Linked DNA regions of Homo sapiens: region 1 is linked to region 2. A link is a loop called in an ENCODE intact Hi-C map of the cell type or tissue named here. Cell type or tissue: psoas muscle. All regions are shown on one strand. Each heading gives the region's core, and the rest is flanking DNA. Links, peaks and the distances in the headings are about the cores only.

Region 1 (2,500 bases), core at 1-2,500, 120 kb before region 2:
ATTTTTAGTAGAGACGGGGTTTCTCCATGTTGATCAGGATGGTCTCGAACTCCTGATCTCAGGTGATCCACCTGCCTCGGCCTCCCAAAGTGCTGGAATTACAGGTGTGAGCCACTGTGCCCAGCCTTTTCCTTCTTCTTAAGAAAGGAGAAATAACAGCAAGTCTGTATACTAATGGAGATGATCCAGTAGAAAAGAAAAGACTGATGATGCAGGAGACACCTGCCGGAATGATATCCCAGAGTAGGTGAGGGGGATGGGATCAGAAACACAAGCCGAGGGCTGGCCTTATGTGAAAGCAGTGACAGCTAATCCATACAGCAGGAGGGAAGGTAGAAGATACCGAGAGAGATGCTGACAGGTGGGTAGCTTGCATGAGTTGTGTTACTAATAAAAAATCAAGACACATGGGATAAAGTGTTTGAAAGGTGGGAAAGTCCCAGAAAATCTAAGCTGATGGCCATTATACCAACATTACAACATTTGCCATCTGGGGAGTCAGGATTATACTCTGTCAGGGAAAAAAAAAACAACTTCACTTGTAATATTCACAAAAGTCATGTGCTTCACTTTTCCTGCCTTACATTCCTTTTCCACTGCTAAAGATAATTAAACAATTATTCACTGAAACTTCTATGTGGTTTGAACAACAGAAGTGGACATTTAGTCGTGTCAAACTTTAGCTGCTGTTTAAGAGCTGCAGAAAGGTTTCAGTCCTCTTTGAGATACAGAGCCTGCAGCCCAAGGTTGTTTTTAGTTTTCTTGGTCCCCTGATAATGCTAATACATCAACTGAGTAGCCTTGGCTCACTGTTACTATCTAACAAGCCCCTGAACCCAGAATGTAGTCAGCTGGCAGTTAGTAATTGAGAACCTGTTTGGTGACACGGATGACTGAATGGGGCCCTTAAGTGTTCCATCCTATTGACAGGGGTTGACACCTTGACTTGTTCAGAGAGTTGGGCCAATTTGAAAAATCCTAAATCTGTCATCAGTTTAAAGACTTTAATCCCATCTAAAGACACCAAACTTTGTTGGTATGATGCTGTTGGCTGCATTTTTTCCCCATGTAAAAATTCTTCATTTCTTTAGCCATTTCTATGATTTATTATTTTACGTCCAACAGTAGTGGCCGTCTCCAGAAAAACAGCCAGCCTTCATCTTTCAAATAAAATAGACATGTCTCTTGCTTTCTTGCCAAGGGAAATAACTGCTTCCTACAGTTTACAGTCTTCTACTCATTATTTTATTTCCCCAAGCTACTGTTTCAGATATCTTCTGCAATGACAATAAATATCCTCAAAAGGTAGGAGAAAAAAAAAAAGAGGATAACTTGCGAATAATATTACCCATTCAAGTCATAAAAAACTAAGATGTTTCAAGAATACTATATAAAAGTAAAATGTTTTACAGTGTTATATTATTAAACAGCAGCCAAGAAAAGTCTAGATACAGCCATTCTGTTTAAATGAAAATGTACACGGCATGAATTACGCATGTGCATTTAAAGAAATAAAAAGCTAACAGACCTAAACGAAGACAAAATGTAAAAATTACTCATAGATAAAATACTGCTAATTTAAGTTTGTTATCTTAAGTCAGAACAAAAATATAAAAAGGCATAGAAATAGTGACTGAATGACAACTGCGTATGTGAAGCACTGAAACAGGTTGACAAAGCATGGGATCAATCTTGAAAGAACTTACAATCAAAGGAGATGAAAAAACATGCTGATCATTGAGTAAAACTTACCACTAAAAGACATATCTTATAAAAAACTGAATTCTCTTCAAGCCTAATATAAAAAGAATAAAGGAAAACGGCATGCCCAACTGGTAGTAGCAATTACTACTTCAAAACAAAGAATACAAACGTAGACTTCATGAGACAATCACAGTAAAGTCATTTCAATGCTTTTTTTTTTTTTTTTTTTTTTTTTTTTGAGATGGAGTCTCACTCTATCGGCAGGCTGGAGTGCAAGGGCGCGTTCTTGGCTCACTGCAACCTCCGCCTTCCGGATTCAAGCGATTCTCCTGCCTCAGCCTCCCACCAACACAGTGAAACTCCCGTTTCTATAAAAATACAAAAATTAGCTGGGTGTGGCGGCGCATGTCTGTAGTCCCAGCTACTTGGGAGGCTGAAGCAGGAGAATCGCTTGAACCCGGAAGGCGGAGGTTGCAGTGAGCCAGGAAAGCGCCCTTGCACTCCAGCCTGCCGATAGAGTGAGACTCTGTCTCAAAAACAAACAAAAAACCCCATAAATTCTAAACTGACTAGGAAACAACTATACTTCCGAAGCCTGTGACGGATCTCAGAATACCACAAAGTTCCCTGGACAGAAATTTAGCTACAAACATAGGCAGGGCGCAATGGCTCGTCTGTAATCCCAGCACTTAGGGGGCGGAGGCAGAGGATCGCCTGAGGTCAGGAGTTCGAGACCAGCCTGACCAACATAGTGAAACCCCATCTCTACTAAAAATACAAAAAATTAGCCCGGTGT
Region 2 (7,945 bases), core at 3,376-5,875:
CAGCATTGGCATTCTCAAGCTCTCTAAATTCTCTAGGCTAATAGCTGTGTAATAGCCTTACAGCCTTATACAGCCTTGAGTTATTGTAAATTGTCTGAATATGACACCCATTTTTCTTTTGGGGTACTATCCAGAGTTCTTTGTATATTCTAGATATTCATCCCCTTTGTCACTTTTAGACCTCATAATCTCTTCCCAAACTGTCATCATCTCTTCAGTTCAACTGCGATGTCACTTGTTCACAGAAATCCTTAATTTTGGTGTAATCCGATCTACCAATTTGCCTTGTGGCTTGCACTTTCGAAGTCTTGTTTAAGGATTTCTTTACCCCTTCCAGGTTGCAATACTTTTCTCCTGTTAACTTTATGATCTTATCTTTCACCTTTAGGTCTCTTGTCTGTTGGAGATCTCCTTTGTATGTGGGGTTAGATATGGATCCTACTTTAATTTTCTCTATCCTTTCTTTCTCTGCCTATTTTTCCATCACCATATACTAAACACTCCATCCACCCCCTAATTAAACTGTGGAGCCAACTCGGCATTGTATGAAATTCACAAGTAAATGCAGAGCTACCTGTGAACCGTCTATTCCACTCCACTCCCACATTCAAAACAACTTTGTAGGGTGTCTTGCTATCTGGTGGGCAATTTCCCCTCTTTATTCTACCATTTGATTTAGCTCCTTGTGGAACTTATTTTTTCCTATACATTTTATTTATTTATTTTTAAAATATGGAATGCTTCACAAATTTGCATGCCATTTTTGCACAGAGGCCATGCTAATCTTCTCCGTATGATTCCAGTTTTAGTATAGGTGCTACCACAGTGAGAACTCCTATACATTTTAGAACAAACATATCAAGTATCTATAAAAAAATTACAACTAGGATTTTAACTGGGATTGCACTAGATTTATAAGTTAATTTGGGGATATTTGACATCTTTATAATTTAAGTCATGTCATCTAAGACCTGGCATGTCTGAGGGGAGAGAATTGTGAGAAGAGATTGAAATAGATATTAACGAATGTCTTGGAGAGGGTCCCAAGTCCTGTCCTTACCATTGGCCTTGCTTGAGTTTGGGGGCTGGGCAACAAAAACCCATTTTAGTCAAAGAAGAACTGAGTGCAGAGGGAACTATGCTTCGCTTCCCTGGGTGTGAACCAGGGGCTCTGCAAGCGTATAGGAGAAGCCCCCATCTGGCAAGGACTGAGTGAGAGGCCAAGGAAGTCAGTGTCTCAGAAGCCCCCCCAATACCCAGCAGGGGGAAGAAAAAGCAGCCAAGCGTGCCCAAGCACCACAGGCTTGCAGAGCCAAAGGAACCTGGTAATATGTGGGCCTGGTGACGTGAGGCCATGGTGGATTTGGGCACAAGTGGTAGATGCCAGCGCATGACTAAGAGGACAAGATGTGCCAAGTTTCAGCTGAGTCAATGCCAATGGAAGGCAGAGAATAGTGTGAGCCAGAAACTCCCTCTCACCAGCGCCTGGGTGCTGCAGTGCCCTCTCTCTCTGCACAGGAACTGTGACAGCCTTCAGGGAGAAGAGGACCTAGGAGGAGGAGAAAGATCCAGAAATTGACTATTGATTCAAGGAGTCGTGAGTTTTAAAGCAAAAGTTATCTTGAATTGATAGGTTCAGTTTTGTGGAAATAAATAGTCACATTTTATTTTTACCCCTGAGATACTGAACTATGGTGGTTATATAAATTTCATATCCACTATACAACTTTTAGTTTCTGCAGACTGGATTTCAGTAGTAGAATAAAATCTGTTGAGGAGGGACTTAGGGAATTAAATAAATATGATGTACCTATAGTAAGGCAGGAAGAAATTGAGGCATAGGCCGGGCACAGTGGCTCACACTTGTGATCCCAGAACTTTGGGAGGCTGAGGCAAGAAAATGGCTTGAACCCAGGAGGCGGAAATTGCAGTGAGCTGAGATTGTGCCACTGCACTCCAGCCTGGGTGACAGAGCGAGACTCTGTCTCAAAAAAATAAATTAAAAAAAAAAAGAAAGAAAGAAATTGAGGCTTAAAGAAACCAAAGGCTTTGCTTCTCATAAAAGTGAATTAATGGCAGACAAATGTGGACAATTTTATCATTTCCAGGCCTCACTGTTTCTAAACTTAAACAAATACTTTGAGGGGATTCTGGAATAATCCTCCTGAGACCACAGCCCTACTCACAGAGCTCTTCTAGTTCGTGGAAGCTGACCTACAGAAGGGGGAGCACTTCAGTGTGGCCACCTCTCTCCAGAGTAAAGTCATTGCCACACAAGAAGTGTCCAGAGCACAGAGGCTGGCTGGGTTTCCTGCTGTTGCCTGGAGATGCCCTGACTCAAACAGAATGTGCAGCCCCTCGGGAGGTCAGGCATCCTGCAGCTGGTCTGGGAAGACCCCTGGTCCAGTGGGAAGAGATGGGTGTGGCTTTTATTTTAAGAGATGGGGTCTTGCTACGTTGCCCAGGCTGGTCTTAAACTCCTGGACCTCCCAAAGCATTGGGATTACAGGCGTGAGCCATAGCACCCAGCCTTGTGTGGCTTTTAAATATCCCTTGTTTATGGACTAAAATGTTCTCTAATGAAAGGTAGATACTGCTTCTAAGATGCACTCCATTTTAGTTCTGGCATTGGAGGAGTTTGGAGTGTTTTCTGTGTACAACCCTCCCTGTACCTCTAGCACAAACAGACAATGAGACCCCCTCTCCTACCCCTCACCAGCTCTAGGGAACCCAGAGGAGTGGAGGCAGGCCACTTCTTCTCTGAGGAGAGCCTCCTCCAAACCATGCGGTCTTTGGGCATCAGCTGTTTCCCCTGCTGTATTGGCCAAGGGGACACCATCTTGTAATGGCCTCTGGTTGTAGAGTCCAGGCAGATCTCGCCTTCCAACCCAGTCTTCTCTGAATTTGCTGGCCAGCCATCATCATCTTCTTCTCTCCTTTGAAATGGAGGCTCAGGAACTTTGACTCTTTGTCCTTATCATTTGTAGGGGCCTGTCACAAAGCTGGCTCCAGGGTATTCTGTCCAGGCCCCTTGGCCACCGTTGCTCTGCTGCTCTGGTACCATGGGGGACATGAAGCTTCACTAGGGCTCACAGTCACTCCAGAACTCACCTTGGGAAGGGAGACCCTAGTCTTTCCACCCTGGGAGCCCCCCATGTTGACCTGAGGCATCTATTCTACAGCCTGTTCCCCCAGCACTCAGCTAGGGTAGGAAGCAGGGACCCCAAACCTGCGTCCATGTTCTCATCCTCTGATTTGATACAGCTCACAATGCAAGGATGGTTTTTATGTTTTTAAATGGCTGAAAAGAAGAATAATAGTTTGGGACACATGAAAATTATATAAAATTCAAATTTCTGCACCTGTAAACTTTTATTGGAACATAGTCATACTCATTCCTTCACATATTGTCTATGACTGCTTTTGTGTGACCATAGCACAGTGGAGTACTTGCAGTGGAGACTATGGGGCCCACAAAACCTAAAATATTTACTGTTCGGCCCTTTGCCATAAAGGTTTGTGGACCAACCCCTGGTCTAGGCTGAACTCTCCCTCTTCTGATAGCTGTGTATAGTCAAAGCTACTAGTGCTCCCAGAATGGTGGGGAAAAGCAGATGAGACAACTTCTGCCACCAGCCCAGCAGCTGCCAGAGTAGGGACTGTGGCTTTTATCATTGTTCTTAGGACCAGTACATATTCCTCTGATGGTAAATAATTTTCAGTAACTCCAAGTTCAAAAGTTCTCTTCATAACCAAATTGATTTTTTATATTTCTTTGGAAGAAAAGGTTACTACTACCTTGTAATAAGTTACTTTTTTACAGTGTTATAAAAGAATGAATTGGTGAAATAACTTCCAAGCAGGAAGATGTTCTCAAACCAGTTCTTGTTAATTTTTAGCTCAATCAGACAATTAGAACCACAAACTCAGGTATTAAAAACACTGAAGATGGCCAGGTGCGGTGGCTCACGCCTGTAATCCCAGCACTTTGGGAGGCTGAGGTGGGCGGATCACGAGGTCAGGAGACCCAAACCATCCAGGCTGACACGGTGAAACCCCGTCTGTACTAAAAATACAAAAAAATTAGCTGGGCGTGGTGGCGGGCACCTGTAGTCCCAGCTGAGGCAGGAGAGTGGCGTGAACCCGGGAGGGAGAGCTCGCAGTGAGCCGAGATTGCGCCACTGCACTCCAGCCTGGGCGACAGAGTGAGACTCCATCTCAAAAAACAAACAAACAAACAAACAAAAACACTGAGGACTGTCCATATATTAAAATAATTTTGAGTGTGTGTGTGTGTGTGCGTGCGTGTGTGGGCTGATCAGTTCAAAAAACTGGATTGAGAATAGGAGTAGAGTGTTTGTCCTCTTGAAGGAGATTTTGAATCTGATTCTAGATTTGTATTGTTTAAAATTTGCAGTCCATCTCTAAACTCATGGACTAGGAAAAGGCTTGGGGGGACGCTAGGAATGTAGCCATCTTTTGTTCAACTTTGAGAAAGCCAAACTGAAGACTTTACAACATAACAGTAAGTGTATGAACTTGTCTGTTCCTTTGCGCTTTCAAAAATTCGTTTATTCAACATTCATTTACTGAGAACTCATCACTTACCCTTATAATGCATTATATTAGAGGCAAAAAGCTACAAAGATATATGCCACCATCGCTGCACACAGAGAGAATCCAGTAAAGTGGGTGGGTTTTCTTGATTGTAAGGAGCAGACTCAGCTAGGTTAGCTCAGGAGGGAGATAAACATGGAACATCAATGGAGTTGGTCTTCCACAGAAGGAAGGAAGAGGCATTGGAAGGGATAGGCCTCACTGCCCTGGGACTGAGGAGCCACTCTGGCTCCAGGAGACTCCAGGGCTCTGTGGCAGGAGTTAGGGGGCCATGTCCACTGGCCTAGCTCAGTCTCCTCTGAGCTGCTTCTTTCCCTTGGCCTGAAACTCTTCTCTCCACCATCACTACAGCTTGCTCATAGTTTCAATATTTTGCAACCGGGGCTTCTTACAACCTACTGTAGCTCCAATTCTTATCTTTTCATTTCAAAGCATCCTCCCAAGTCTTTTCGCTTTTTCTTGACCTTTCTTTGGTTAAATTTCCAAGGTAGAAATGGCGTTTAACCCAGCTTTTATGTATGCGTCAGGTTATGAGAAAAGTTGCTGACCAACCTATCGATTGGCTGTCTTTTTGTTAGGTGTCAACCATGAACCAATCTGCTCTAGGGACGGGGTCATACAGGGCAAAGTATCCTCACTTAGAGCTGCTCCTTTGGGCTGTCCCTAGCAGGCTTAGTGGGAATGACAGACAATGGGAATAACTTGTTTACCATGGAAATAAATACATATAAAATTAGCTCTATGCTATGATAATACTGAGTCAAATTCCTTGGGCCAACATAACTGCCCAGATGGTGGGGAAAGAAAATAAACCATAACCAGGTAGGATTAGAGCTGGGGGAAGCTCTTGTCAACAGGGCTTGCTCTTCCATGGGTAGCCAGGAGGGCAACACCCAGGGGAGTAAGCAGCTTCAGGCTATTGTATCCAAGGGGTTTCCTGGCAGTCAGCCATCAGGAAGGCATTGTAAGAATTAAAGAAAGAGGAGAGAAACACGAAGGGTGGCTCAACAGTTAACAGGTTTATTTTAAACCTGGGAGGGACTTCTGATCGAGTTAGGTCAGAAGCCACACTCTCTTGCAGACTAAGAGTTTTTAAAGATTCAGGGTGGGAGAGTTTATCAGAGGCTTGGACTGCTTCTGTGTCTCTCTGTTGTGCTTATTTGGGAGGGAGAGTTGTGTGTCTGTTCCCATACATCTTTCTGTAGCTGCAGGCATATCCCCCCAATCTGCCTTTAGCCTTCCTATCTTAGTGCACCTGAAAGGAAAGGAATGTGCTTATTAAGGCCCACTGTTTTACTGGGGCCCATTGTATGAGGGTGAAGTTTGGCAGTTACCCAAGAGACTTTCCTCCCACTTCCCTCTGTGCCCGTCTTATCTGTATTTTACTGTCTGCTCTTTCTGACTGCTTGTAATGAGAAGACAAGTGATTTTCTTGAAATGCCTGAGGCTAGAAAGGGAGCTGGAACTTAAAGTGGCAGTGTTTGTCCGAGATGATGGTGCTCCTGTCCTGTCAGGCATAGTTCAGGGTGATGAGTTCCCTGAGAGCCAGTGATTGGTTGTACCATACTGAGGGTAAGTTCCAGTCTGACAAGGAAGAGCAACCAAAGTTAGGCAGGATCTCCAAGTTGTCTGAAGCTTGGAGAAAACAACTAATCCCAATGGGAAACTGGAGGGCTAAGCAGACACCAAAAATAGAGGCTCTGTCTTATAGAACGTGCATATTGTGTGGTGCATGTATGTGCATGTGTGTGTAGGGGACAACACTGATACAACTCTGAGGACATATATCAGTCACAATAACACAAACGATTCCTAGTGGTGCAAATGACTTGAGACCTTCACCTGCAACATGGCTAAGAGGCTACAGAAGACAGAAATTCAGAGGAGTGAGTGAGGATTCAGGGCAATTATCACAGACAACTCTTCAGCTGACCTTAACGTATGTATTTATCAGAAACAAAGGGAGGGAGGTGAGGAAACTCGGTCAGTAGAATCAAAATGTTCTGGCTTATCTGATATCTTCCCCCTTGGGCCTGAAATCACCTACATAGCTAAGGGGGTTGTAAGAGAACCCAGAAGGTAAATTACTCCCAGTTACTTGCCACAGAGTGAGGTCCACGTGGGGAAGCCAGCTAGTAGACTGAATCTCCCCTGAGGGTTGGTAAGAACATGCAAAGAAAAGAGCCCTGCAGGGCTAAGTCATCCTCTTCTTCATTTTCAAGGAGCAGGGCATCATGGGCCTTTTTCATCACTTTTCAAAAGTCTGAGCTGTTTCTGTTGCTTCCATTTGTTCACCATGAAAAAATCTACTTAGGTGGTCACCCCAAGTGCTTTAACTCTCTTTATCTGGAGTCAACAGCAGAAGCTTGGCTAATTAACAAAATGATAAAAATCATAATGATAAATAATAAAAATGGCTTCTTATTGGTAAAATTAGTGATCAGTCAATTAACATGAAGCAAGTGAGAAATGGGCTTTTACTATTGAACCTAATGGTGTTCGAGACAAGTGGACTGGGGAAAGCATTAGGGACAGTCTCTACTCTTACGTAAGCTGGGTGTAAGATTTTGGCCAGCCCTTCACTTGTCACCTTTCTAAATGGCATAAGAAATATGATTCTGACCTTGTCCTGTGTTCAGCTGTGAATTCAGACAATTCAGTTACCTGGTGCAATTAAAATCTGGTCTTTAGAATACTGCCCTGTCACTCTTAAGAGGCCCTTTCATGTAGAGTGTGGACAAAGCACTGAAAAGTTCAGAGGGCTGGAAATTTGCCAAGCTTACAGAACCAGCTGCATGAACGATTTTGGATCTTCTTACTGATAAATATGTATGTGTGCCAGCATTTGGGCTGAGATCTGCTTTCATTATAATATTATAGGAAGTAGGGTTATGAGGAGATGAGGCTAATCAGATCCCACTACTTCTTGGCCAGGCTTGGGAACCTTAATGATGCAGAAAAGGGATTTCTATAGAGTCCAGGCAGCATTATTAATTTGTCCACTTCACAAATGTTTCTCACATAACTTCCATATGTCAGGCATGTGCTCCTGTGTACCACACTGAGGGTACAGTGTTGCATAGGGCAGATGTGCTCCCCTCCCTCAAACAGCTTACAGACCAGGAGACAAGTGATCAAGCAAGTAATTACGACCAGTGGTGAGTAATATGGCAGGGAAATGCAGAGAAGCGGGGACACAGAGCAAACAGAATACCCATGGGTGGGAGGTTGACATAGTGCCTCCTTTGTGCTGAAAAAACTCAAGTGCTAGAACTTATCCATACACCACTGGACAAATGCCTGAAGGCCACTGGTGGGCCTGACCCTA

Evidence for each region. Hi-C counts contacts between places; a loop is a spot of excess contacts. Peaks named below come from ENCODE experiments on the same cell type or tissue, not always from the same donor. Only the 100,000 strongest peaks of a DNase experiment are listed, where the experiment ranks them.
Region 1: a loop joins it to region 2, with 8 times the contacts of the local background. A loop is called at or near these places in 5 of 110 quality-filtered maps.

The regions. Positions count from the first base shown.
Region 1 is chr6:106,625,830-106,628,329 of GRCh38, forward strand. The region is part of intron 1 of RTN4IP1 (reticulon 4 interacting protein 1); the gene reads right to left. Among named protein-coding and RNA genes, the nearest start is that of RTN4IP1, 2.4 kb to the right of the region's middle. In psoas muscle, for the core only: no CTCF peak of the experiment used is centred there; no DNase peak of the experiment used is centred there; H3K4me3 peaks cover 329 bases.
Region 2 is chr6:106,738,222-106,746,166 of GRCh38, forward strand. LINC02532 (long intergenic non-protein coding RNA 2532) reads right to left here. Exons shown (of 7, transcript NR_033557.2): 2 at 1,480-1,549. It also overlaps the pseudogene RNU6-117P. Among named protein-coding and RNA genes, the nearest start is that of MIR587, 42 kb to the right of the region's middle. In psoas muscle, for the core only: no CTCF peak of the experiment used is centred there; no DNase peak of the experiment used is centred there.